Regions from separate parts of the Homo sapiens genome. Here all the other regions are linked to region 2. A link is a loop called in an ENCODE intact Hi-C map of the cell type or tissue named here. Cell type or tissue: ascending aorta. All regions are shown on one strand.

The links. Peaks named below come from ENCODE experiments on the same cell type or tissue, not always from the same donor. Only the 100,000 strongest peaks of a DNase experiment are listed, where the experiment ranks them.
Region 1: a loop joins it to region 2, with 2.7 times the contacts of the local background. A loop is called at or near these places in 12 of 110 quality-filtered maps.
Region 3: it touches region 2 in a loop (6-fold over the local background); 34 of 110 quality-filtered maps call a loop at or near these places.
Region 4: a loop joins it to region 2, with 2.8 times the contacts of the local background. A loop is called at or near these places in 46 of 110 quality-filtered maps.
Region 5: a loop joins it to region 2, with 4 times the contacts of the local background. A loop is called at or near these places in 60 of 110 quality-filtered maps.

What each region holds. Positions count from the first base shown.
Region 1 is chr10:12,217,557-12,222,556 of GRCh38, reverse strand. The region is part of intron 6 of CDC123 (cell division cycle 123); the gene reads right to left. Among named protein-coding and RNA genes, the nearest start is that of CDC123, 24 kb to the right of the region's middle. In ascending aorta, no CTCF peak of the experiment used is centred here; DNase peaks (open chromatin) are centred at 483, 985 and 2,036; H3K27ac peaks cover 2,764 bases.
Region 2 is chr10:12,900,044-12,905,043 of GRCh38, reverse strand. All of the region lies in intron 2 of CCDC3 (coiled-coil domain containing 3), which reads left to right. Among named protein-coding and RNA genes, the nearest start is that of CCDC3, 99 kb to the left of the region's middle. In ascending aorta, a CTCF peak has its summit at 2,719 (motif pointing right); a DNase peak (open chromatin) is centred at 2,767; H3K27ac peaks cover 2,714 bases.
Region 3 is chr10:13,072,679-13,077,678 of GRCh38, reverse strand. It overlaps a transcript of CCDC3 not described here. Among named protein-coding and RNA genes, the nearest start is that of OPTN, 25 kb to the left of the region's middle. In ascending aorta, a CTCF peak has its summit at 2,661 (motif pointing right); a DNase peak (open chromatin) is centred at 2,658.
Region 4 is chr10:12,779,639-12,784,638 of GRCh38, reverse strand. The region is part of intron 5 of CAMK1D (calcium/calmodulin dependent protein kinase ID); the gene reads right to left. Among named protein-coding and RNA genes, the nearest start is that of MIR548Q, 57 kb to the right of the region's middle. In ascending aorta, a CTCF peak has its summit at 2,013 (motif pointing left); no DNase peak of the experiment used is centred here.
Region 5 is chr10:12,718,272-12,723,271 of GRCh38, reverse strand. The region is part of intron 3 of CAMK1D (calcium/calmodulin dependent protein kinase ID); the gene reads right to left. Among named protein-coding and RNA genes, the nearest start is that of MIR548Q, 4.6 kb to the left of the region's middle. In ascending aorta, a CTCF peak has its summit at 4,767 (motif pointing left); DNase peaks (open chromatin) are centred at 2,651 and 3,731; H3K4me3 peaks cover 579 bases; H3K27ac peaks cover 3,054 bases.

The DNA of each region.
Region 1 (5,000 bases), 680 kb after region 2:
CAGCAAGTTTAATAACATAGAATGTTTATATCTTGGCAAATAACACAGTCAGCAAATTTATGTGTGTCATATTTCTTTCTTTCTCTCTTTTTTGTATTTTTAGTAGAGTCAGGGTTTCACCATGTTGGCCAGGCTGGTCTCGAACTCCTGACCTCGTGATCCACCCACCTCAGCCTCCCAAAGTGCTGGGATTACAGGCGTGAGCCACCGCGCCCGGCCACATGTCATATGTCAACCTCCACTTTTTAAAGCTTTTTGTCTACAGTAACCATTTGAAGAACAGGAAAGAAAAAAGCAGTATTTTCTAGAGTACATTATAGGCAGGGAGACAGCACTAGCTGTCTACCCTCCAGGATTCCCATCTTCAGCCTGTCCAATGGAACCTGGATTGTTCAGATGCTGGGAGCATTTGTGCTTCCTGGTTCCCTCTCTAATCATTGAGATGCATGTGCTGACTCATCTAAGCAGCCACCAAGGCGTGGGCCTGGACCAGCGGATCCACATTGCCTGGGAACAGGTTAGAAATGATCTGCTTAGGCCCCCTCCAGGCCTGCTGGACCAGAAACCCTGGAGCCCAGGAACCTGTGTTTCATCTAACTCTCTGGATAACCCTGACGCATGCTTGTGTCGAGAACCTTGGTCTAACCAGGGGTGTCCAAACTTTTAGCTTCCCTGGGAAACATTAGAGGAAGAATTGTCTTGGGCCACATATAAAATACACTAACACTAATGATAGCTGATGAGCTAAAAAATAAGTAAATAAAAAATAAATAAATAAATAAATTTTAATAAAATTTATTTAAAAAATAAATTTAATAAATGAAATTTTAATAAATAAATAAATACAAATTAAAAAAATAAAAATCTCAAAAAAAATCTTACGATGTTTGAAAGTTTATGAATTTGTGTTGTGGCACATTCAAAGCCATCCCGGGCCATGGCCCACGGGCTGCTGCAGCTTGGACAAGCTTGATCTAAACGAATCACAGCAATTCTGCTCCCTTTGCCAACTACTGGATTAGGCTGGGTAACTGTGACCAATGAGGGCTGAGAGGAAGTCTCCCAGGAGGCCTCCAGGAATGCTTTACTCGTTCACATACAGAAAAGAACAAGAGGAAACAACCTATCCCTCCTGTTTCTGGTTGAGATATGGTCATGTCTTCATATGACAGATACTTGGAACTGTAGCAGCAATCTTTTAACCATTAGGTGAGAAACCCAAAGACCGAGCCACTAAGTCAAGGATGGTGGAAGGAAAGGGCCTGAAAGAGCCCTGGCGACCTTGGTGAGCCACTGAGCATTCCTAAAAATACCCAATCTCCAGGCTCCTCGTTAAATAATGTATTTTTTAAATCCCATGTGTAAGCTATTTTCGGCTTCTGTTAACTTGCAATTCTGACTGTAACATTTTTTTTTTGTCAAGTCAAGCCTCAAAATAGTATAAACAACATAATCTCATTTTTATGTTATATAAATTTATACATATTATATATAACTGTATTATATTAAATGTTCTATTATATAATATTTTAATGGGAAGTATTTTGGAAAGAATGAATCTATAACTTTTTTTTTTTTTTGAGACAAAGTCTCGCTCTGTCGCCCAGGCTGAAGTGCAGTGGCGCGATCTCAGCTCACTGCAAGCTCCGCCTCCCGGGTTCACGCCATTCTCCTGCCTCAGCCTCCCGAGTAGCTAGGACTGCAGGCGCCCGCCACCACGCCCGGCTAATTTTTTGTATTTTCAGTAGAGACGGGGTTTCACCGTGTTAGCCAGGATGATCTGGATCTCCTGACCTCATGATCCGCCCACCTCGGCCTCCCAAAGTGCTGGGATTACAGGCATGAGCCACCACACCCAGCATTTAATCTTTTAAGAGCTCTTCAAGGCCTTTGTGACAAACATTCATCTTTACTGAGTTCTATCAATAAGGAATTTTTATGTGATGGCAACACTTCCTGTTATGCAACCGATTAATTGCTAAGCAACTACCAACAGTTACTTCTAGACAAAGTGACACGTTAGTAGCGCCCAGCTAAAAGGCTGAAAGCCCAGTGCTTGGCATTTGCTCCTGCCAATTCCCAATTATTTATAATAGCAGAAGGATGGCATTTTGTGGGTAAACACTCTAAATCCAAGACCTCAAACTCACTTGCTGATTTAACTTCCTTGCCATGCAAAAGTCAAAAAGTACAAAATGCAAAACAACAGACTATTATTCATACCATCCACTGGAACATCAGTTAAACGAAGATAAAAAGCAAGACGTAGCTTAAGAGGAGGCAGCTGATCATTAAATTGCAAAGCTGATTTAAAAAAAACATCAGCCTCAGAATTAAAAGCAATTTATAGTTAGTTCTGGAAAGGCAAAAGTGTCTTCCCACACTCACTGCAACTGACACTAAAGGCATATAAAAATCCTTATAAGGGCCAGGCACAGTGGCTCACGCTTGTAATCCCAGCACTTCAGGAAGCCAAGGCGGGCGGATCACGAGATCAGGAGTTCAAGACCAGCCTGACCAACAAGGTGAATCCGCTTCTCTACTAAAAATACAAAAATTAGTTGGGCATGGCCGGGTGCGGTGGCCCACGCCTGTAATTCCAGCACTTTGGGAGGCCTAGGCAGGCGGATCACGAGGTGAGGAGATGGAGACCATCCTGGCTAACGTGGTGAAACACCGTCTTTACTAAAAATACAAAAAAAAATTAGCTGGGCGTGGTAGCCATGCGCCTGTAATCCCAGCTACTTGGGAGGCTGAGGCAGAAGAACTGCTTCAACCCAGGAGGCGGAGGTTGCAGTGAGCCAAGATTGCACCACTGCACTCCAGCCTGGGCGACAGAGTGAGACTCCGTCAAAAAAAAAAAAAACCATTATCAGTTGAATTATCAAGTAGACAGCATTTTCAGTGTAACATATTTTAAGACCTCTTAAAGCATTAGATGTCAAAAAGCTTTACAATGGAAAAAAGAGCCACAACTTTGTTCTATTTTTCAGAGGGTATCTCCTAGAATGAAAATACTACTGGTTACTAAAACAGGCTACCAACACCTGTGCCAACACAACCAGAGGGTTGACAATTAAATGTCAAAACAATACTTGCTCAGGCACAGAAGGATCACTTGAGACCAGGAGTTTGAGACCAGCTTGGGCAACATAGTGAGACCCCATCTCTATTAAACACACACACACAGACACAGACACACAGACACACACCACACACACACACTTTTTTCTATAAAACTAGAAATACCAATACAAGTAAAATCCTTATACAATAAACATGTAATACGATGTAACACAACCACACTCACTGATTACTTAACTTCCCTTTCTTGAATTAATATAATACTACAACCTTATGTCCAAGCTGCAGAGCTCACACGCCAGAGTTGATGCACGACCGACACGTAGTGAACTTAAGTTATTCATGCCACGATCCACTTCAAAAAAAGGATTTGAGTCTGACATGGAACGAACTGGCAGGACAAACTCAACTGGACAGGGCGGAAGTGGCATGCTTATGCAAGATTTTCACTCTCATGCTCCTGCTTCTAGGTTCTGGGATATGCTTTAAAGACCAGTTTAAAGATGAGTTTACCTGAGATAACTGGTCTGTTTAAGATGCAACAGGAAGAAAAACCTAGAAAAATAGCTGCTATTTGAAGACAACAAAAGAAGCATAAAGAGAGCACCTGCGGCTCAGCAGGGCAGGTATTCCGTCCACCTACAACGCTGACTGCACTGTCAAATTCTTTAGCTATAGAGTGACTGGCAAAAGGAAAGAAATACAGCAATTCCACTTCTAGAAACTTATCCTAAGGAGAAAATTAGGGGAGTGCACAAAGAGTTAGCTCAAGGATATTCATTGCAGCTCTGGAAGAACAGAGGGTAGGTCAAATATGTCATGGTACAGCTCTCCAGAGGCGCAGCACTAAGGGAATGGAAAATAATGAATTTAGACACGCAATGATGTCACACTGGTAAGTGCAAAAGCAGCCCACTAAGAAATATAAACCACAGGCTTGGCGTGGTGGCTCACACCTGTAAGCCTAACACGTTGGGAGGCCAAGGCAGGCAGATCACAAGGTCAGGAGTTCGAGACCAGCCTGGCCAATATGGTGAAACCCTGCCTCTACTAAAAATATAAAAAATTAGCCGGGTGTGGTGGTGCATGCCTGTAGTCCCGGCTACTTGGGAGGCTGAGGCAAGAGAATCGCTTGAACCCAGAGGTTGCACTGAGCTGAGATCGTGCCACTGCACTCCAGCCTGGGAGACAGAGTGAGACCCTGCCTCAAAAAAAAAAAAAAAAAGAAAAAAAAAGAAATACAAACTATAGGATCCCATTAAAAAAATCTGTATATAGGTAGAGATAGATGTATTTATATTATATTTATCTATAGATAGAATTCTAGAAATATAATAACCAATTGTGGCAAGATCATGAGTGCTTTTGTTTTTGTTTGTTTTGAGATGGAGTCTCGCTCTGTCGCCCAGGCTACAGTGCAGTGGCACGCAATCTCGGCTCACTACAAACTCCGCCTCCCGGGTTCAAGCCATTCTCCTGCCTCAGCCTCCCGAGTAGCTGAGACTATAGGCACGTGCCACCACGCCCGGCTAATTTTTTGTATTTTTAGTAGAGACGGGGATTCACTATATTGGCCAGGCTGGTCTTGAACTCCTGACCTCAGGTGATCCACCTGTCTTGGCCTCCCAAAGTGCTGGGAATCCCAGGCGTGAGCCACCGCGCCCGGCCATGAGAGCTTTTATATTTCCTGTTTTTATTTAGCTGTAATCCCTAATTTTGCTTTTCTATGATAAATATTTATCAGTTTTATAATAGAAAAAAAATTACTGAAATGTTTAATGGGCAGAGACGCAGGAAGTCCTTAACATTTTCAGATATTCATTATACACCATTTTCTATAAAGGGAAAAGAAAGATTTGCTTTAACAGGTCATTTTGGCAATATGAAATAGCTTTGTTATATGGAGCTATGATTTA
Region 2 (5,000 bases):
TATACGTGGTTATTTAAATTAAAAGCAGCTGTGAAAGGCAAGAATCCTCTCGGTGACTCTTTGGCATGTCTGGTGCCATGAGATATTTTTTTAAAAAAACATACTGTCTTTTTGTTTAGCTTGATACAAACTTGCTATATTCCAGAATAACTGGGGGGGACTTTCTGCACCATACAGTGCCAGGCACACAATAAATGCTTCTTGCCAGAATGAATGAACATATGGAAGCCAAAACGCTTTGGAAATGAGAGGTGATTCTAGATGGTATCATGGATATACTTCCTTAACTGCTCAAGATGTTGATGGTGAAACTTTCTCACACCTGAGCTTCCCGGAGAAACCAGGAAACTTATAGGAAGACTTCAGGTGGAGGCTCCGGGTAAAGAGCTCTCCACGGATTTGTCCCGTCACTGGAGACAGGTGACCCAAAAAGGCCACATTAAGGCCACTCAATCTCATGGATGCATGAGCACCCCATCTTGCCATCCCTCCCCATTGGCCTGTGGTCCTAAGGATAGAGGAGGATTAATAACTAGTGAGCCTGAGCCAGTCTTTTTTTTTTTTTTTTTTTTTTTAAGACTGGCTTTTGCTCTGTAACTTAGGCTGGAGTGTAGTGGTGCAATCATGGCTCACAGCAGCCTCCACCTCCCAGGCTCAAGTGATCCTCTAGCTTCAGCCTCCCAAGTAGCTGGGACCACAGATGTGCACCACTATGCCGGGCTATTTTTTATTTTTATTTTTTAGAGATGGGGTCTCCCTGTGTTTCCCAGGCTGGTCTCAAACTCCTAGGCTCACGCAGTCCTCCCACCTCAGCCTCGCAAAGTGCTGGGATTACAGGCGAGAGCCACCATGCCCGGCCTAGTGAGCCAGTCTTGCCTAGTGAGTTAGTCCTCGTGGCCAAGTGGAACCACCAGATGCTCCCTCCTCCAGCTCCCATGAAATACTCACGGGAAGTGTACAGACCGATGACTGGAAAAGAATCATGATAAAATGAAAAGGGGAAAAAATTAGAACAGAAAACTGAGTAACAGCAGGACTCCAGTTTTCTTTGAAATAGTTATCTATTTATACCCGTAGGAACAATACTAGGAAGAAATGTTACAATGTCCACAGTGATTATCTCTGTACCATAGAATCATTGATGATTTTGATTTTCCTTTTGTTGGTCCCATATTTTTAAAAAATGTTTTTTCTACAATCAGTGTGCTTTGATGGTTTTAAAAAGTGTTATTTTAGACAGATAAGGAAGTATGGATATCCCAGCCTAACTTTTGTCTTTTCGAAAATAAAAGAGCAGGCTCCCAGGGCAATCTTCCCATCTGCCCTTAGGCAGGCATCCTATTGGCCACATGGAAACTTCCAGAGAAAAGCTCTGGGCAGGCAAATGCCAGAGGTACCCAAGCACCTGGGAGGCGCTGAGTGCTGCAGGCCTGAGCGGGGCCTGCCTATGAGGAGTCTGTTGCTTTGGGGCTGCCCTGTAGGACATTCTCTTTGGTTCTTCTTCAAAGAAAATATGGCAGTACCTGTTTCAGCTTGGCCTGGCCTTTCCCTGCTCTTCTCAGTTTACCAAAAAATACCACAAAGCAAATTGAGCAAATAGCGTATCTGGACCTTTTTTTCTTTTTAAAGCAGTTTTAAAAGGAGATGGATTTCATTTGGAAAGCATTCCAAAGAAAGCATTTCTTAAAGAAACACACATTTTGGAAAGCACAGCTCTCCTCTAGAAATTCTTGCTTTCTTAAACACAGGATTTTCTTTTGAGGTGATAGCTGGGATGCCAGAGGGCTCCATCGGCTCCATCAGCAGTGGCTTGGTTATTTTATGGCGTTAGCCTCAATTCACATGACACAGGCTCCCCCTACTCAGAGGCATGGCCCACTTTGCTGCAGAGATACAGACCTGCCTGCTAAGCAGTCCTGGGTCATGGCTGTGCTATGTTGGTTGTCTTGGATACGTTACTAGAGTCCTTTGATGTCTTTTGCTCCTACTGAAACCCTACCCATATTAGAGGCCACGAGGACCAAAGAATGACATGTTCACCAAGGAACTCTCATCCCATCCACGCTTTTCACATTCACCTTTGCTTGGGAATTTATCATTCCCATCTCAATGATCCTCCCACTCCGGATACACACACAGATGCACTTCAAGGCGTCCCTCTGTTCCATCTTGGTTTTTACAGCCTGGGTCAAGGTCTTCCTTTTGTCTGGGCTCTAAGTCTTGCTGGAGGTGAAATTCATCCTCTTGCTAGCCTGGAGAACAGCTGTGTCCATGGTCGAGGGCTAACTGTGAAGAGTGTTGTGTCTTAGAAAGAACTCTTAACACGTGATCACTCAAGTCCCAGCATCCTCCTCTATTTTTCACGATTTTTAAACGCAGCTTCTGAACACCGCCATCGAGCCTGCCTTCAACTCTTCTTTGATGTTATGTTCCAGCCACTATTGGGTTCTGTTCTTTGAAAATTCGAGCAAGCAGTCTTCCAAAACCCCAATCCTCTTGTTGTCATGGACTTTGGACTTTTTTGTCTTGTTCTTGGTTGAAGAATCTACCATAACTTGTAGAAAACTCATGACTTAATGAGGGAGTGTCATTATACAGTGCTCAGCCTGGTACTTGGCCATATTAAAGCCTAAGTTCCATAGCTAATATCTATCCACAAGACAATAGAAATACTGTCAGTTCTCCCGGGAATTTCTCATGCCCACCTTCTCATCTTTTTGAGGGGGTCTCATTTTGGCCAGAAGAGGGCAGTGTTGCACATATGGTCTCCCCTGTAACAGCAGCTTCCCCGGGAGCCCAGAGTTTCTCATTAAATGACAGGTATTATTGGAACATTCCACTTGGCTCCTTTTTCTTAACTGTAGGCCTAAAAAGGCCAGGGCAGCAAGGATGCAAAAACCATTGTGAACCAGGCCTTCAGGAGCTTGTGACTTGTGAATGTCAAGGCCCTTGAGTCACATTCTCCTAGTGCCACCAGGTACTTGGCGTGTGGTGTGAATAGCTACGGCGTGCCATGGAGACTGGGGAGGGGGACACATTACATACACAGGGAGACCCGGTGGAAAGCATCGTGAAAGGGGACCACAGAGGGCTTCCAAGATGGCCAGGCGGAGATGGGGAGAACAGTGCTCCAGGCGGGAGGAAGAGCCTCTGGGATGAGAAAGCGCTGATGTGTTGGAGGAAGAGCTGGGTGGGACCCAGTGTGCCTTGGGTATAAAATGTGGGAACAGAAGGAAGAACACTAAGACTGGAGATGTTGGCCGGGTCCAATCACAAAAGTTAAAGGCTTTAGGAGATTTGACTCTATCCTATAATCACGGCTAACAGTTAGTGAACGTTTACTGTGCACGAGGGCATGGTTCTAAACATTTTTCAAGTAAAACTCATGAAATCCTCCCAACAACCATGATCATCCCACTGAGAGTGGCCAGGTTCCCTGAGACGTAGACTTTGGAATAAGAGGTGCAGGTGGGCCAGGTGCAGTGACTTACGCCTGTACTCCCAGCACTTTGGGAGGCCGAGGCGGGCAGATCACGAGGTCAGGAAATCGAGACCATCCTGGCCAATATGGTGAAACCCCATCTCTACAAAAAATACCAAAAAATGAGCCGGGCTTGGTGGCTCGTGCCTGTAGTCCCAGCTACTACTCAGGAGGCTGAGGCAGGAGAATCGCTTGAACCCGTGAGGTGGAGGATTGCAGTGAGCCAAGATCACGCCACTGCACTCCAGCCTGGCGACACAGCAAGACTCCATCTCAAAAAAAGAAAAGAAAAGAAAAAATAATGTAAGAGGTATAGGTGGTGTTTTCAAGAATGCTCCTGGGATTAATACCTTGGGTAGAAAAGAACAAGAACAGGCGGAGGCAGACATCAGCCTGTGATCCAGTCTCAACAAAGGCTGTAGCCTACCCCAGGACACCCAGCAATGGGGACCGCCCTTCAGAGATCTTCCAAGTTGGGATGAGGGGCCTTGGTCTTCATACCCTGGTGTCAGCCAGTCCTTGGATACAGGTGCTCCAAAGAAGGGGGCGTGACCTTGGGCAGTTCTCTTAGGTCAGGGTCAGTTTCCGGAGAGAGACTCAGCTTAGGGCTATCGGCTATCGGTCTGCAGCACTCCAAGAAGCTGGGGAAATCAATCCTTTAGTACTGAAGTGGGTTCTGGCTAATACAGACCAGAGTCCACTACTCTGAGCCTAGGAAGCTTGCCCAAGGTCTCAGGTCACTCGTCAGTGGAAGAGGCAGGACTGGAAACCAAAGCAGCCTGGCCTCAGGGTCTGAGCTCTTCACCCATCACCATCATATTGCAGTGTAGATAGTGGGGCTCGATGGAGTTTGTTTTTTTTTTTTTTTTTTTGAGATGGAGTGTCTCTTTGTCACCCAGGCTGGAGTGCAGTGGCGCGATCTCGGCTCACTGCAAGCTCCGCCTCCCAGGTTCACGCCATTCTCCTGCCTCAGCCTCCCGAGTAGCTGGGACTACAGGCACCCGCCACGACGCCCGGCTTTTTTTTTTTTTTTTTTTTTTGTATTTTTAGTAGAAATGGGGTTTCACCCTGTTAGCCAGGATGGTCTCGATCTCCTGACCTTGTGATCCGCCCACCTCAGCCTCCTAAAGTGCTGGGATTACAGGCGTGAGCCACCACACCCAGCCCGGCTCAATGATGGAGATTTCTAAGCAGAGGAAAGTTGAGGCTCAAGTCTTTCTTTGGGAATGTAGCTTCTGATGAGGTAAAATGGGAGAAAGGAGAAAGATTGGAGAATACCTCTTTTTATATATATGCTCACACACACATATAAAGGAAATGCCAGCCTTATTACTGTATTAATCCGTTCTCACACTGCTAATAAAGACATACCTGAGACTGGGTAACTTATAAAGGAAAGGTTTAATGGACTCACAATTCCACATGCCTGGGGAGGTCTCACAATCATGGTGGAGGTGAATAGGCTCAAAGTCATGTCTGACATGATGGCAGGCAATAGAGTGTTCAGGGGAACTGCCCT
Region 3 (5,000 bases), 170 kb before region 2:
TGTTCCATTGGTCTATATCTCTGTTTTGGTACCAGTACTGTGCTGTTTTGGTTACTGTAGCCTTGTAGTATAGTTTGAAGTCAGGTAGCGTGATGCCTCCAGCTTTGTTCTTTTGGCTTAGGATTGTCTTGGCAATGCAGCTCTTTTTTGGTTCCATATGAACTTTAAAGTAGTTTTTTCCAATTCTGTGAAGAAAGTCATTGGTAGCTTAATGGGGATGGCATTGAATCTATAAATTACCTTGGGCAGTATGGCCATTTTCACGATATTGATTCTTCCTATCCATGAGCATGGAATGTTCTTCCATTTGTTTGTGTCCTCTTTTATTTCGTTCAGCAGTGGTTTGTAGTTCTCCTTGAAGAGGTCCTTCACGTCCCTTGTAAGTTGGATTCCTAGGTATTTTATTCTATTTGAAGCAATTGTGAATGGGAGTTGACTCATGATTTGGCTCTCTGTTTGTCTGTTATTGGTGTTTAGGAATGCTTGTGATTTTTGCACTTGATTTTGTATCCTGAGATTTTGCTGAAGTTGCTTATCAGCTTAAGGAGATTTTGGGCTGAGACGATGGGGTTTTCTAAATATACAATGATGTCATGTGCAAATAGGGACAATTTGACTTCCTCTTTTCCTAATTGAATACCCTTTATTTCTTTCTCCTGCCTGATTGCCCTGGCCAGAACTTCCAACACTATGTGTAATAGGAGTGGTGAGAGAGGGCATCCCTCTCTTGTGCCAGTTTTCAAAGGGAATGGGAAGCAATTTTTGTCCCTTATGCAGCTTGTCCCTGCTACTCTGTCCTGTCTCCATTGGCTGGAGCCAGACCTCACAATATAAACTGAACCCGATTGGCTGACAATTTAAAACTTCTCTAAATAGGTGAAAGCAATGGAGAACAAGGGAAAGGAGGAAGTTGCTTACTAAAGGACTTAGAAAAGTAATAACATTCCCAAATAAGGAAGGGGCATAGGCTGCGAGCTGGGACATGTCTGTGAGCATGTCCAGCACAGATATCTTGGTTAAAGTACAAGGACATAGAATGTACTATGTGCCTGTGAGCATGTTTAATAACTACATAGGATAGGGCTTAACAAAGAGTTATTAGCACAAAGCAAGGAGGCTTGAAGGAAGTTAGTCTTTAAAAGGAACTATTACTTCTAACACTTATGATTTATTCTTTAACAAGGGAAACTTTGAGGAAGAAACTTTTTGCTTTCTACACAGGACACTCCTACGTCTGGGTCTGTTTAGTAAAGGTTATCAATCTGTTTCCTTAGCCACAAACATCTAGAGGCTAGGAATATCTAACTTTCGGGGAGGGCAGCCCAGCAAGTCCCAGCCTCATTTTTCCTAGTCCTCACCCAAGATGGAGTTGCTCTGGTTTGAATGCCTCTGACAACAATCCTAAATGTATTACTGTTGGCTGAATTGCTTTATCCTCTCTATTTTTCGTTTTAATTCCAGCCATCAACATTTGCCCATTTGCTAAGTTAGAAATTTGGAGGCAGCTTTGACTCTTCTGCCCATACTGAGTTAGCCATCGAGACCTGCCTCCTTTGCTTCCCTATTTCCCTGATACCTGCTTCCCTATTATTTTAGGTTTTTTTGTTTGCTTGTTTTAAGATAGGGTCTTGCTCTGTCACCCAGGCTGGAGTGCACTGGCACAATCTTGGCTCATTGCAACCTCTGCCTCCCAGGTTCAAGCAATTCTCCTGCCTCAGCCTTTGGATATCTGGGATTACAGGCACATGCCATGATGCCTGGCTATTTTTATTTTATTTTATTTTATTTTTTTAGTAGAGACAGAGTTTAGCCATGTTGGCCAGGCTGGTCTCAAACTCCTGACCTCAAGTGATCCGCTCACCTTGGCCACTGAAAGTGCTGGGATTACAGGTGTGGAGCCACCATGCCCGTGCGCCTACCCACATCGATACATAAAATTAACCATTGCACTGAGCAAATTGGTTAATCATCAATTTTTGAAAAGTATATTGAGCATTGAAGGCTCATCCAATTCTAGGCCAGGTTTCATGGAGAATCTATAATGCAAAGTCTTTATTCCTTCTTGTCTCCCCTCCCCACAAGGGTTTTTTCCTGGTTTATTTATTTATTTATTAGTGTTTCTTCCCTTATTTTTAGCAGATTCAATACTTTAGCGGTGGGAAGAGGTTCATCCTTAGGAGCTTCTAAACCATTACCCACCTACCCAGGCTGGGACGTCTAGAAAAAAAAAACAAAAAAACAAACGTGTCTGATGAAAATAGGAATATCTGTGTGTCATCTTCCCCGACTCAGATATCAATCACTTATTATTTCGTTTAAAAGCCAAAGAAACAAAAATACCCACTGATTTTGGAGCTCCTACATGTGCCAGTCACTATGCAGGATGCTGGGGATACAGTGATACGCAAAACAAAAAGTTGTTTATTGCTTGTTAAACAAAGCAAAGGCACTTTATGCACCAGCAGAGGAAATAGGAAAACCATAGTGGAAAAGACTCCCTAGCTTCTGAGATATTGATAAGAAGTTGGAGAGATGATTTGTTATAAAGGGATGTAAAGCCTCGTTTCAGTGGGAAACCATTCGTTCATCAGGGAGCCAGGTTTGCAGTGGGCACCTATGCGTCAGTTCTGATGTTCCCCGCCTACGATTGTTTGTCCATGTCCAGCAGATGGCGCCAAGTGACTGGCCGCGGCTGGGATGTACCGGGTCCTCTTTGGAAAACATGAAATCTATTTCTATAGGGCCAGCATCTTAAAGAAGGCACTCATATTGTCTGTTTGAGACCCTTTCTTTTGCTCCATTTTAATGTGATATGTGGATCAAAATAAGAAATAGACAATAAAATGGTTTCTCCTCCTGGAATGTGGTAATATTGTGGAATAACAGGAACACAGGTCTAACGTAGATAGCTGAGTAAAACAGCACCCAGACTTGCAGCCGGCACGGGGAACTCATGTGAGTGTGTGTATGTGTGTGCACGCGTATTTGTGCTTATGAGAAAGATTAAACAGTAAAGGATGGAAGTGATAACAAATGCTTTAACAAGGGTAAGGAGAAAGTATTGTAGAAAAATCTATAAAAGCTGAGGGAGTGGGAGAGGGGGAGGGGGAGGGAGAGTTAGTTCAAGTGAGCATGAGAGCTGGGACCTTGGATTAAAAGCATTAAAAGAACTCCAGAAGAAAAGATTTGATTCCGCCGGTTGTGGTGGCTCACGCCTGTAATCCCAGCACTTTGGGAGGTCGAGGTGGGCGGATCACCTGAAGTCGGGAGTTCGAGACCAGCCTGACCAATATGGAAAAACCCCGTCTCTACTACAAAAAAAAAAAAAAAAAAAAAAAAAAAAAAAAAAAAAATTAGCCGGGATATGGTGGTGCATGCCTGTAATCCCAGCTACTCGGGAGGCTGAGGCAGGAGAATTGCTTGAACCTGGGAGGCAGAGGTTGCAGTGAGCTGAGATCACGCCATTGCACTCCAGCCTGGGCAACAGGGGTGAAACTCTGTCTCAAAAAAAAAAAAAAAAAAAAATATATATATATATATATATATATATTTGATTCCTCTGTTTCTTGCAATCCTAGTAACAGGTGACTTGAATTTCAAGTGATTATCATATAAATGGAGGATTAGAAAAGAGACACCAACTCTGGAACCAGTTCAATGGAATTCTTCAAGAGACTGTAACTTAGTGCTTACAAAGACTTGGAATGATCTACACTGCATGGTGTACCTGTTAGAGGAGGTGACATCAAAGCTTTAGGTACTGAGAGAGGATACTTCCTACTGTGGAAGGGAAGAAAAGAAAAAAGCAAAGGTGAGTTGGAATGGTAGACCTGTTGGGTTTATTCTCTCATTGCTAAGCTTTTAAAATCTCTCATTTAAAAAAAATGTCTTGGGCAGGCCACCGTGGCTCATGCCTGTAATCCCAGCACCTAGGGAAGCTGGCATGGGAGGACTGCTTGAGCTCACGAGTTGGAGACCAGCCTAGGCAACATTGAGAAACCCTGTCTCTACAAAAAATTAGCCGAACGTGGTGGCAGGTGCTTGTAGTTGTAGCTGTAGCCTCCTAGCTACTCAGGAGGCTGAGGTGGGAGGATTGCTTGAGCCTAGGAGGGGGAGGTTGCAGTGAGCCAGCCTGGGTGACAGAGTGAGATCCTGTCTCAAAAAAAAAAGTCTTCATCTAATACGGTGAAAGATGGAAGGGGATGTGGTTACTCCTGCTCCAGTTGGATTTGTTTTCTCCATTTAGAAGCTGCTTTCAGAGCAGTAATGACACCTGAGTTTAGAAAACAGTTCCCTGTGTCTGTGCATCTTCCAGCTCAGTGTCCTATGTCACCTGTCCTGAGACATTCCAAGAAGGAAGACCAAAAGACAGCATTCTTGAGCTATTCCAAAGAGATCACAGAGGCCACCACCAAAGAGAAGACTAAGAATCTACCATAGTTTGCCCCGGTAAAATGGTATTTTTCTTAGGAACTATTGCAAGTTATAAAACTCCTAAGTGAAATGATTGTGTGGCCAGGGATAGTGGCTCATGCCTGTAATCCCAGCACTTTGGGAGGTCAAGGCAGGTGGATCATTAGAGGTCAGGAGTTCAAGACCAGCCTGACCAACATGGTGAAACTCGTCTCTACTAAAAATATAAAAATTAGCCAGGCGTGGTGGCACATGCCTGTAATCCCAGCTGCTTGGGAGGCTGAGGCAGGAGAATCGCTTGAACCCAGGAGGTGGAGGTTGCAGTGAGCCGAGATCATGCCACTGCACTCTAGCCTGGGTGACAGAGTGAGACTCTGTCTCAAAAAAAAAAAAAAAAAGAAAGAAAAGAAAAGAAAAGAAATGATTGTGCAGGCAGAAATGTCTTTAAGGCATCATTGTTGCAGAATTTTGCTCCTTAGTTCAGCTAAAACTGGGTTCATGTCACATGACCAGGAGACTTTAGACATGTGGACACATTGAAGGGTGTGCAGAGCAGCATTTTATTGGGCAAAAGGGGGAAAAAAAAA
Region 4 (5,000 bases), 120 kb after region 2:
AGAGCAGTTTGCTAAATACCTTTCCATGAACACATGATTTCAGACAGGAACTTTGAGGAGAAAAGAGGCAGAATTCACCCTAACTCTCAGTGTGTGAATGTGCTTGTCACTCATGTTGCTCTCCCTTTAATACCTTTTCTCTGGCCGGCACGGTGGCTCACGCCTGTAATCCCAGCACTTTGGGAGGCCAAGGAGGATGAATCACCTGAGGTCAGGAGTTCGAGACCAGCCTGACCAACAAGGTGAAACCCCGTCTCTACTAAAAATACAAAAATTAGCCAGACGCGGTGGTGGATGCCTGTAATTCCAGCTACTCAGGAGGCTGAGGCAAGAGAATCGCTTGAACCTGGGAGGTGGAGGTTGCAGTGAGCCAAGACTGCCATTGCACTCCAGCCTGGACAACAAGAGTGAAACTCCATCTCAAAAAAAAAAAAAAAAAATACCTTTTCTCCAAGGAAGTTCGGGTCTACCAGGTTTAGGGGCAAAGGGCAGAAAGAAATACTTTGTTACACGATCTCTCAGAACCTCCTCCTGGTCAGATCTTGGGTGCTATTAACTCAGCTTTCTTTGCTATTCCTGACAAAACAATATCCCATCGGCTTATCAAGTTTACACCAGTAAATAAAAGTTAAGCTCCATGTAAACCACTCAGCCTCACCAGAGTGTCCAAGGAGCCATCAGAGACCCCTGTGGAGAGATGTGGTCCTTCTCAGAGACCACGATTAACTCATGCTTTTTATAAAACTAGGTAGAAAATTCAAAATAATTGGATTTACTACTGTGAGACTCACCACCAGCCCACTTATGGAAAATTCCACTTTGCGGGAACCAAGCTACTTTATATTGATTTAGAGCAAGTATTCCTGGCGAACGGAAAGACTCGAGAGACTTCAAAAAAACAAAAAAAGAGTTTCAGAAACCTTTCATCTTGTTTTTAAAACAATTAAATTGCCCATTTTCCTTACCAAAGAAGAGAGAAGAACAAGGCGTAACCAAGGGGACTGAAACTAAGACAGCAGCTGTCTTGTGGGTGTGGGGCTCGTGGTAATCAATCTTCATGCTCTTCTGAAGTAGAAAAGAATTTTCCCTTTCCCGAGCCCCAAGGACGTGCCAAGAAGCAGTTTCTGCTGAGAGGGTGGAGGAAACGGCGAAGCCCTTAGCCTCCTAGGAAGCCCACGTTCAGGGTGCTTTGCTCACCTCCATGGAAGTCTGTGTGGCCTCTCCTCTCTGTCCTTCACACATGACCCCTCCAGTGGGCGGAGGACGGTGACACATCAGGAGGGAGCAGCCTGGGGGACAGGGGCAGTCCTCGATGCCAGAAGATAAAAGCCAACAGTCCAGCACCAGGCCGGGTATAGTGGCTCACGCCTGTAATCCCAGCACTTTGGGAGGCTGAGGTGGGCGGATCACGTGAGGTCAGGAGTTTGAGACCAGCCTGGCCAACATGGTGAAACCCCGTCTCTACTAAAAATACAAAAATTAGCCAGGCGCGGTGGTGCATGCCTGCAGTCCCAGCTACTCTGGAGGCTGAGGCAGGAGAACTGCTTGGACCGAGGAGGTGGAGGTTGCAGTGAGCCAAGATTGCACCACTGCACTCTAGCCTGGGCAACAGAGCAAGACTCTGTCTCAAAAAAAAAAAAAACAAAAAAAAAAAAAACTGAAAATACTGAATTTACTCTAAAAAACAAGTCTGTTATCTCAGATCCAGCATGGAATCAGAGGACAGGATTATAGGCTGGGCTCTGTGCCACAGTAAACTAGAGGATTCATTACCTTGCCTATGCCTCAGTTTCCTGTCTTGATGGGCACATGCCACTGTGTCCTAGAGTTACGCCTGCAAGGAAAAGAACTGGAGCTCAATTTGGAAGAGTTGCACATGGCCTCTCATTGTAAACAATGCCAGTAGGTATCTGTGTCCAGGGTTAGACGCTCAGATCACAGCTGGTCTTCCGGTCCTTGAGGAACTTCCACCAGGAAGTGGGACGAAGCGATGCCCCCCCTGCTGGTGGGGGAAGGAACACCAGCTACTAAATCAAACTGTAATCAAGTTTCTAACAGTTTGCGACACTGCGTATCAGAGAAGACACGAGAAGATTTCTCTCAAACAGTGAGAGAGAAAGATGACATTTCTACCCAGCAGTGGCCTTTTCAGAGATGCTAAACAGAACTTAAAGATCAGGAAAAATAAAATTAAGCTTCGTGTTGTTGCAACCCCAGACACACATTTCAGTAGAGAATTTGGCCTCAGTAAGAATGACATCAAGACAAGGAGGTGATACTGAATGTGCTGGGTCAGGTCAGCTTCCTGTCAGTAGCAGAATTTGCAGCAGCAGGGATATTAAAAAAGAAAAAATTAAGACAATGAGGGACTTTTACCAGGAGCATCTTGATAAACAGCTGCTGCTTCACCCAGGTTTCCAGTATTGCAATCCAGACTGTTGGCAAGTAAAAATCAGGCTGAAACACAGGAGCGTTCTCTGCCTGAAGTCTGTCTTCCATCCAAAGTCACAGAAGAAGAGCAGAAGGCTTTTGGGACAGCTCTGATCTTTTCTGTTGGGATAGCCTCCTTCTCTGGTCTCTATCAGCCTTCACCTAGAGCTGTCATTCATGAGGAATGAATTGCCTCTAGCAATAGATCAGGATGGCAAAAAAAAAAAAAAAAAAAACAATTAAATTAAAAACATATCACCAGGCCAGGCATGGTGGCTTACGCCTGTAATCCCAGCACTTTGGGAAGCTGAGGCCGGTGGGTCACCTGAGGTCAGGAGTTTGAGACCAGCCTGGCCAACATGGTAAAACCCTGTCTCTACTAAAAATATAAAAACCAGGTGCAGTGATGCGTGCTTGTAATCCCAGCTTCTCGGGAGGATGAGGCAGGAGAATCGCTTGAACCTGGGAGGCAGAGGCTGCAGTGAGCTGAGCTCGTGCTACTGCACGCCAGCCTGGGCAACACAGCAAGACTCCGTTTCAAAAAAAAAAAAAAAAAAAAGTATCGCCAAAGAGCAGCTTACCCTGATCTGTCCAGTAGCCTCGAGTTTCACCACAGGCATGAGAAGTCCCCATGAAAGCACCATACTGGTATGTAATTACCATTCTCATCTGAGCTGGGACTGCTGTTTAAATGCTCCCAAAGCCAATCATGGAGGAGTGAGGCTAAGGAACGGGGAGGGAGTAGAAGCTGGGGCCACTGGGCTTTTGAAATGTGGGAGGGCCTTGGAACTCCGCGGGATGGAGGAAGTCAACTGTGCCAAGGAAGGCATTTCAGAGCAATGTGGCCACAAACGGCACTGCTGTGCGGCCCTTCTGGGGTCTCCCATGGGGGCCTACCTGCTGTGTGATCACGGCGTGACGCCTACTCTGTACTTAAGTCAAGCCTTTCTTGTGAAATCTGATTAAGAAGACTGCCGTAGTCATTCCAGGGTTTTGGTTTTTAATCATGACAAAGAACAAATGGAGCTCCACAATGCTGCCCTCCCCCTCTTTCCCACCACGACAAAACGTGACCTCCCTCCCACATCAAGTATCTAAAGAAGCAATTCCACAAGGAAGAAAAGTGCCTTAAAAACACTGTGTTCAGAGCGACTCTGTGGGACTGCCATGTGTGGGATGGGGCTCCTCAAAGCCAGGCTGGGTTTACGTCGCCCACGTGCGATGAGTCAGGTCCACGAAGAGGAGCAGGCCCTACAAGTCTCCCCACTTAGGGGGCCCTGTCCTCTCCAACACCGGGGGTCTGGCTGCAGCCCACGGTGTGATAAAATGTTCGCTGTGGGCTGTCACCAAGTGGCTGTTGAGAAAGAGAGAAAACTCTCATCTGGATGTTCCACCTACTCATCTGTGCCCTGTATGACAATTTCTCAGTTACATAAAACCCTGTTGTGACACTAACAGTCGGAGAGGATGAGAACAATGATGTAATGCTTATAGTCATGGACCAAAATATGGTATTTAAGTGAGAAACAAATAAAAAGCAAGCTCTGTTGGGGAGCAACCACATCGAGGAGTGAAGACGAAAGGACTGGGAACAGAGGCGCTATGGGGAAAGATGAAAAGAATCGAGATCACTCAGAAGACAGACGCTGGGGAGGTCCATTGACTGAATCCTTCTTCTTGGCTGTACGGAGTGAAGACAGGAACAATGATGGCCAGTATCCTTGACACGTAGATATTTACATACTTAAAGGATGCCAACTCACAAGTCTATAGAAACACACAATGTTAAAACCAGAAAAAAAATTTACAGGAGATATTTAGCCCAGCACATTTATTTTATATACAAGAAACTGAGAATCCCCAAGTTTAAGTGAAAGGCACAGGCCTCCTTCATATCTAATCAATGGCAGACAGAGGAGGACGCTTACATTCAAGTCCCCTGCTGGGTGGCTTTGAGGATAGAGGTCCTCGCCCCAACACTGTGCTGGCTGGAACCCCTGGTTTCCAAGAGCTCATCATAATCCCACGCCCCACATCAACTTCTAGAAGTGCAGTGATCCCTGAATTAACACCAATCCTCTAACTCAGTGAAAAAATACACCGAGAATGTTGACCAACTGTTCTCCATCTCCTTTTAGAGAAGAACAAGATGAAACACGTTTAAACTATTTTAGGCAAGTTAAGGCCGAGTTAGACCAAAGATATCTATCGTGGCTTTGCAGCCAACATGGCAACTAAGTTCCAGAAGGAAATGAACGATTCCTTCCCCGACAGCCTCAGGAACATAACAGTCAGCCACCATCTAAAGCATCAAGGTGCAGGTCTGCTTCTAGACAGAACGATGGACCAGCTGTACATGTTCCTTCTTATTTCTGAGTGACATCCGTAATGGAATAGTGTGGCTGTGGTTGTGCACTCCACATAAAATACTGCTAGGTGATGAACTGTCACTGAATAAGGCTCAAAAAAAAAATTCTCAACTAGGCACAGTGGTTAATATCTGTAATCTCAGCACTTTGGGAGGATGAAGCAGTAGGATCACTTGAGCCCAGGAGTTCAAGACCAGCCTG
Region 5 (5,000 bases), 180 kb after region 2:
ACAATTCTCCCGTTCAGACCGTTCAAACACCTAATAAATCTCAATTCTCCCAAACTGCAGCCTGCCTCCTTCCAAATAATGATAAATTCTCAATTAATTAAGTGTGACTCAATGAGATTGCTTTAAGACGTGTGGGCCTGCAATACACAAGCCCACTGCCTGACACCCTGGGACTTTAGCCTCTTCACGTCCATTTCTTCTTTTCCCCATGTGGTGTTCACATAGTTCTTCCTCCCATGTGGACTCCGGAACACCTTCCTTTCTGCCTTTTCCCATCTACACTCAAATTCCAGCCCACACCATTTTCCACCTGCCCCGAGAGCACCGATTATACCTCCGTTAGAGATATACTAATGAACACTTTCAATATTCTGTCACATACTTATTAAATCACATTTCCTGACTCTTTACTCTCTTCTACTTCTCACTCTTGTTCCAAGTAGTTCCCAATAGATCACATCCTTTTTAGTGATCAGGGCCATGCCTTACATTTCTGTTTCCGCCTTAATGCTAGAAACTCTGTTAGGACAGGGATTTTAATCTTATAGCTTCAAGTTTAAATGGTAAGGACCTTTGAACTGACCTCGTCCAGATCCTTTGGTAGGCCGGAGGGGAAGAAACCAACATTTGCCAAATGGCTATTGTGTGCCCAGTGTTTGGCTAAGAATTCCTCATAACTTCTCTATGAAGTATCATTTTCTCCACTTACAGATGAGGATGCTGAAGGGCAAATTTCTATAACTTCTAGGGGATAACTTTGTAACTTACACTACTTTTCAAATTCTTTGGAGTTATCTTTTTTTTTTTTTTTTTTTTTTTTTTTTTGAGGCGGAGTCTCACTTTGTTGCCCAGGCTGGAGGTGCAGTGGCACAATCTTGGCTCATTGCAAGCTCTGCCTCCTGGGTTCACACCATTCTCCTGCCTCAGCCTCCCTAGTAGCTGGGACTACAGGCACCCACCACCAAGCCCGGCTAATTGTTTTGTATTTTTAGTAGAGATGGGGTTTCACTGTGTTATCCCCGGGATGGTCTCGATCTCCAGACTTCGTGATCCGCCCGCCTCAGCCTCCCAAAGTGCTGGGATTACAGGCGTGAGCCACCGCGCCCAGCCTGGAGTTATCTTAAAGTCTACCATGGACTGTCTCCCAAAATGCATATACTGAAATCCTAACACCCAAGGTGATGGTGTTAGGAATGGGGGGCCTGTGGAGGTGATTAGGTCATGAGGGTGGAGCCATTGTGAATGGGATTAACGCCCTTATAAAAGGGACCTCAGAAAGCTACCTCACTTAGGGAAACAGAGCCCCCTCTTGTTATAGAGCCTGCTGCACTTAGAAGGCAGCGAGGGGTTTCAGTAACTCCTACTGTTAAAAACTCCTACTGTCTAAAACCTCTGTTATAGACATTAGGTCTACAGTGGTAATTCTGACACCTGGAGTCTAGGGCCATGTCCGTAACCAGTGCTTGTCTATCAAAGGAGGCACTGGTCCACACAACCCTAATCTCCCCCTAGTCATTTCCCATCGAGCCATGTGGCCTAATGACTACTATCTGGAGGCACCTAGTTCATGCATGTGTGTACCTGTTACTACGGGTTACCCTCTGCTAGGTAATAAGCTCTGTGAGCACAGGGTCCTTGTCTATTTTGTTCACTACTATATTCCTGATGCCTACAAAGGCCCTGGCACCTAGTAGCTGCTCAGTAAATATTTTTTGGATGGATGGATAGATGGATGGATGGATGGATGGATGGATGGATGGTGGATGGTAGCCAGTGAAAGAACACAAAATTTTGAAGCTTGGAGCCATCTAATACCATGGATCCCAGATTTTGATCTGCTCCCAACAGTGCTAAATTGAGTAATGCACAGCCCGCCGATACATTTCCTGTGATTAAATCCTATTCTTCCCTGTATGGAGTTCCAGAAGGTGTTTTTATAAGTTGGTTATATTTGGAACAAGAAGTGAAGAAATTGCTAGCCCTCATCAAGGCTGTCCATTAAGTGAGAAAAAAGCCTGTGACTGGTCTCGAATTACTTATCGAGTAATTGAAATGTGTGGGGAACCACGACAGGATATAAGACTAACGGCCACGCTATTCTGTACGTCCAAGCTTCTCTAGACATTAGCCCCTTGACCGTGAAGATCTCGCTGATTGGGCATGCGCATGTTTGCTAATCACGTGGCACAGTTTAGCCAGTTTGTGATTATTTGTGTACAAATGTCTCTATCTCACCCAAAGACAACAAAAGCCCTGCAGGTCAGGGCCTATTTATATCATCTCACACAAAGCCTTGTCAAGAGTCTCCGCTGAATGGATTCACCAATTCCAGAAGACAGGTGCCCTGTCGTTCACTTTTGAAAAATGACTCACGTGGTTCATTTATGTCCTTGGGCCTGCAGTTAATTCAATTCTAAGGCTGAAATGACTGAGGGAGGACAAGGCACACAACAGGCTTCTCAGCATAACTTGCCAAGAACAATCTCCTTACCGTGGAGAGGAAAACCCTTGAATCCTTATTGATTCTTCGGGGCCATTCGAGAGGGAAAAATAATCTTCTCACTCTTGTAGTTTCAATCTCAAAAAAGGGTTGAAGGGCTCCTATTTCCCTGTCAAACTCTGTTAAGACATTCAGGGCACTGTGCCAGCCACTGGCTTGGGACAATGAGTCTCTGTTTGCTTAGCTAAGATTAGAGAATGTGTCAACAGTCTTATCTACCACGTCATCTCTAGATCTTATTACCCTTAAGCAATGAGTGGGTTGAAAGATTAGTAGGAATGCCTAGAAGTAACTTGTTGGAAGAAACTGGTCACAGACCTGCCAAGGTTTGTCATCACTCAGCATGTCTGTGAAGTTCAAGGGAACTGTGTCTTTAATGGGACTGTCTAAAATCATCTGTAAATGAAGGCCTAAGACCAAGAGGCACATTGTCTCCATGATGCTCTGATGCCCAGCCTCTTCTCTCACTGATACCCCAAGAGTGACTCTTCGCTAGGAATTCTGCAGACGGACCAGGCTGGGTTCTTTTATACCCTAATTCAAGTCATGAGTCCTGAGTGACATCCAGTCCTCTGTGGTTCAGATGGAAAAGCGTTTGAGTGGCTCTGTTGTTCACCTCCAAAGGCATCCCTCCTTCCAGGTGACAACAGCTGGGTATTAGAAGCATGTTCTTAAAGGTCTTGCTACTCAAAGGGTTGTCCTTGGACCAGTCCTTGGTATCACATGGGAGCTTGTTCTAGATGCAAATTCATGCCTCCTTTCCTACCCAGACCCACTGAATCAGCATCTCAGAAGGCAGGGCCCAGCAACCTTTGCTTTAGTGATACCCTCAGGTAATTCTTCTGTGTGCTAAAACTCGAGCTGGATTGCTCGCAACTGTCCCCTTCTCAACCACACTTCCCAGAGGACTGGAATCTAAAGGCTGGGATGCGATGAGCAATTATTTTCTAGTCTCTACACCTGCTAAAAGAGTGTTATCCATAGGTTTCATCCTGGGATAACTGTGAAACAGCCTTGCCAGGTAAAAAGTGCTCCCTGAAGGAGGAGGAGTAAGAGTGGCAGGGACGCAGTGGTTCAGTGCTGGCACTGGGTTCTTCCTGAGTTCCTTCAGTTTCCTAGTGAGTGGTTCTGTCAGTGGAAAGGTTAGTGCAAAGTGGCTCTAACCCTAAAAAGTGAAACAGGATTCTGTTGAAGATTGCTCAATCCAGCCTACTCACTCCTTCCTGCCTCACCCCTGCCCACAGGCGCCAGGAAAGTGTTTCCTCCCAGATTTCTCTTGATACAAGAGACCTAGGGTGGTGCATTCATGAAATGAGGGAAATTCTTTTTACAGTTTTCTTTTTTCTTTTCTTTTTTTTTTTCCTGAGGCACAGTCTCACTCTGTTGCCCAGGCTGGAGTGCAGTTGGTGTGATCTCGGCTCACTGCAACCTCCACCTCTTAGGTTCAAGTGATCCTCCTGCCTCAGCCTCCCAAGTAGCTGGGATTACAGGCATGCACCATCACGCCTGGTTACTTTTTGTCTTTTTAGTAGAGACGGGGTTTCATCATGTTGGCCAGGCTGGTCTCGAACTCCTGACCTCAGGTGATCCACCCGCCTCAGCCTCCCAAAGTGCTGGGATTACAGATGTGAGCACTGTGCCCGGCCTCTATAACAATTTTAATGGGGAACTTCCCATGAGAACCTTCGGTCAAAAATCGTGTAATTGTCGTACCTTGTCTCTATTTCTTTTTGATGAGATGAATCTACCCCACTGGGTTTCAGTGGACTTAGCAGATGTGGAAGTGCCCAAGAGTGGGGTCTATGCAAAAGAAGCAGGCAAGGCTAGCAGGGACTGTTCGTTAGATGAGCAGTACATGACTTACAGATTCTCTGGGTGTCAACTCCTAGTGCTGTCTTAGGGAGAGTTAGGTGGCCCAGTTATGAGACTGATAAGGTACGGTGTGCTCAGTAGAAAATGGTTAGTAGAGAGAAAAAGAAAGAAGAGGTGAGGCATTTCAACTTTGAATGAAAAAAACCAAAAGAGCCAACGAAGATTCTAAGTCATGATGCATGTGGTAAAACCATTTTGAAGATCTTGTATCATAACCTGTTTTTAAATCATTAAACGAAGAAACAAAAACCTCCAACGGACAACTCTAAACCTGTAACTTCAGCTCGAAACTCTGAAGACCTGCTCACATTACAAGTTTAGGGCATTATTCTAAATTTACTCGGGAAAAGTCCATTTATTTCCCCCAGGTGGAGATTTTTAAACCTAAGGGAGCCATCTGGTGGCTTGAGTGTCTACTAATTAAAATCCTTTTAGCCATAAGATTCCCACCTTGTGGGTACCGTCACTGAAGCAAATGGCGTAAGATACACCAGAGTTGACGAGAAACTTTCTTATGCTGTATAAAAATCAAATATTGCAATTTAGACAAATCAAGCCAAAATTCAAGGTGAGTGGTAATTCTGGTATTTTTTCTACCTGCTTAAAAGAAACCAAATAGTGTCTGTGA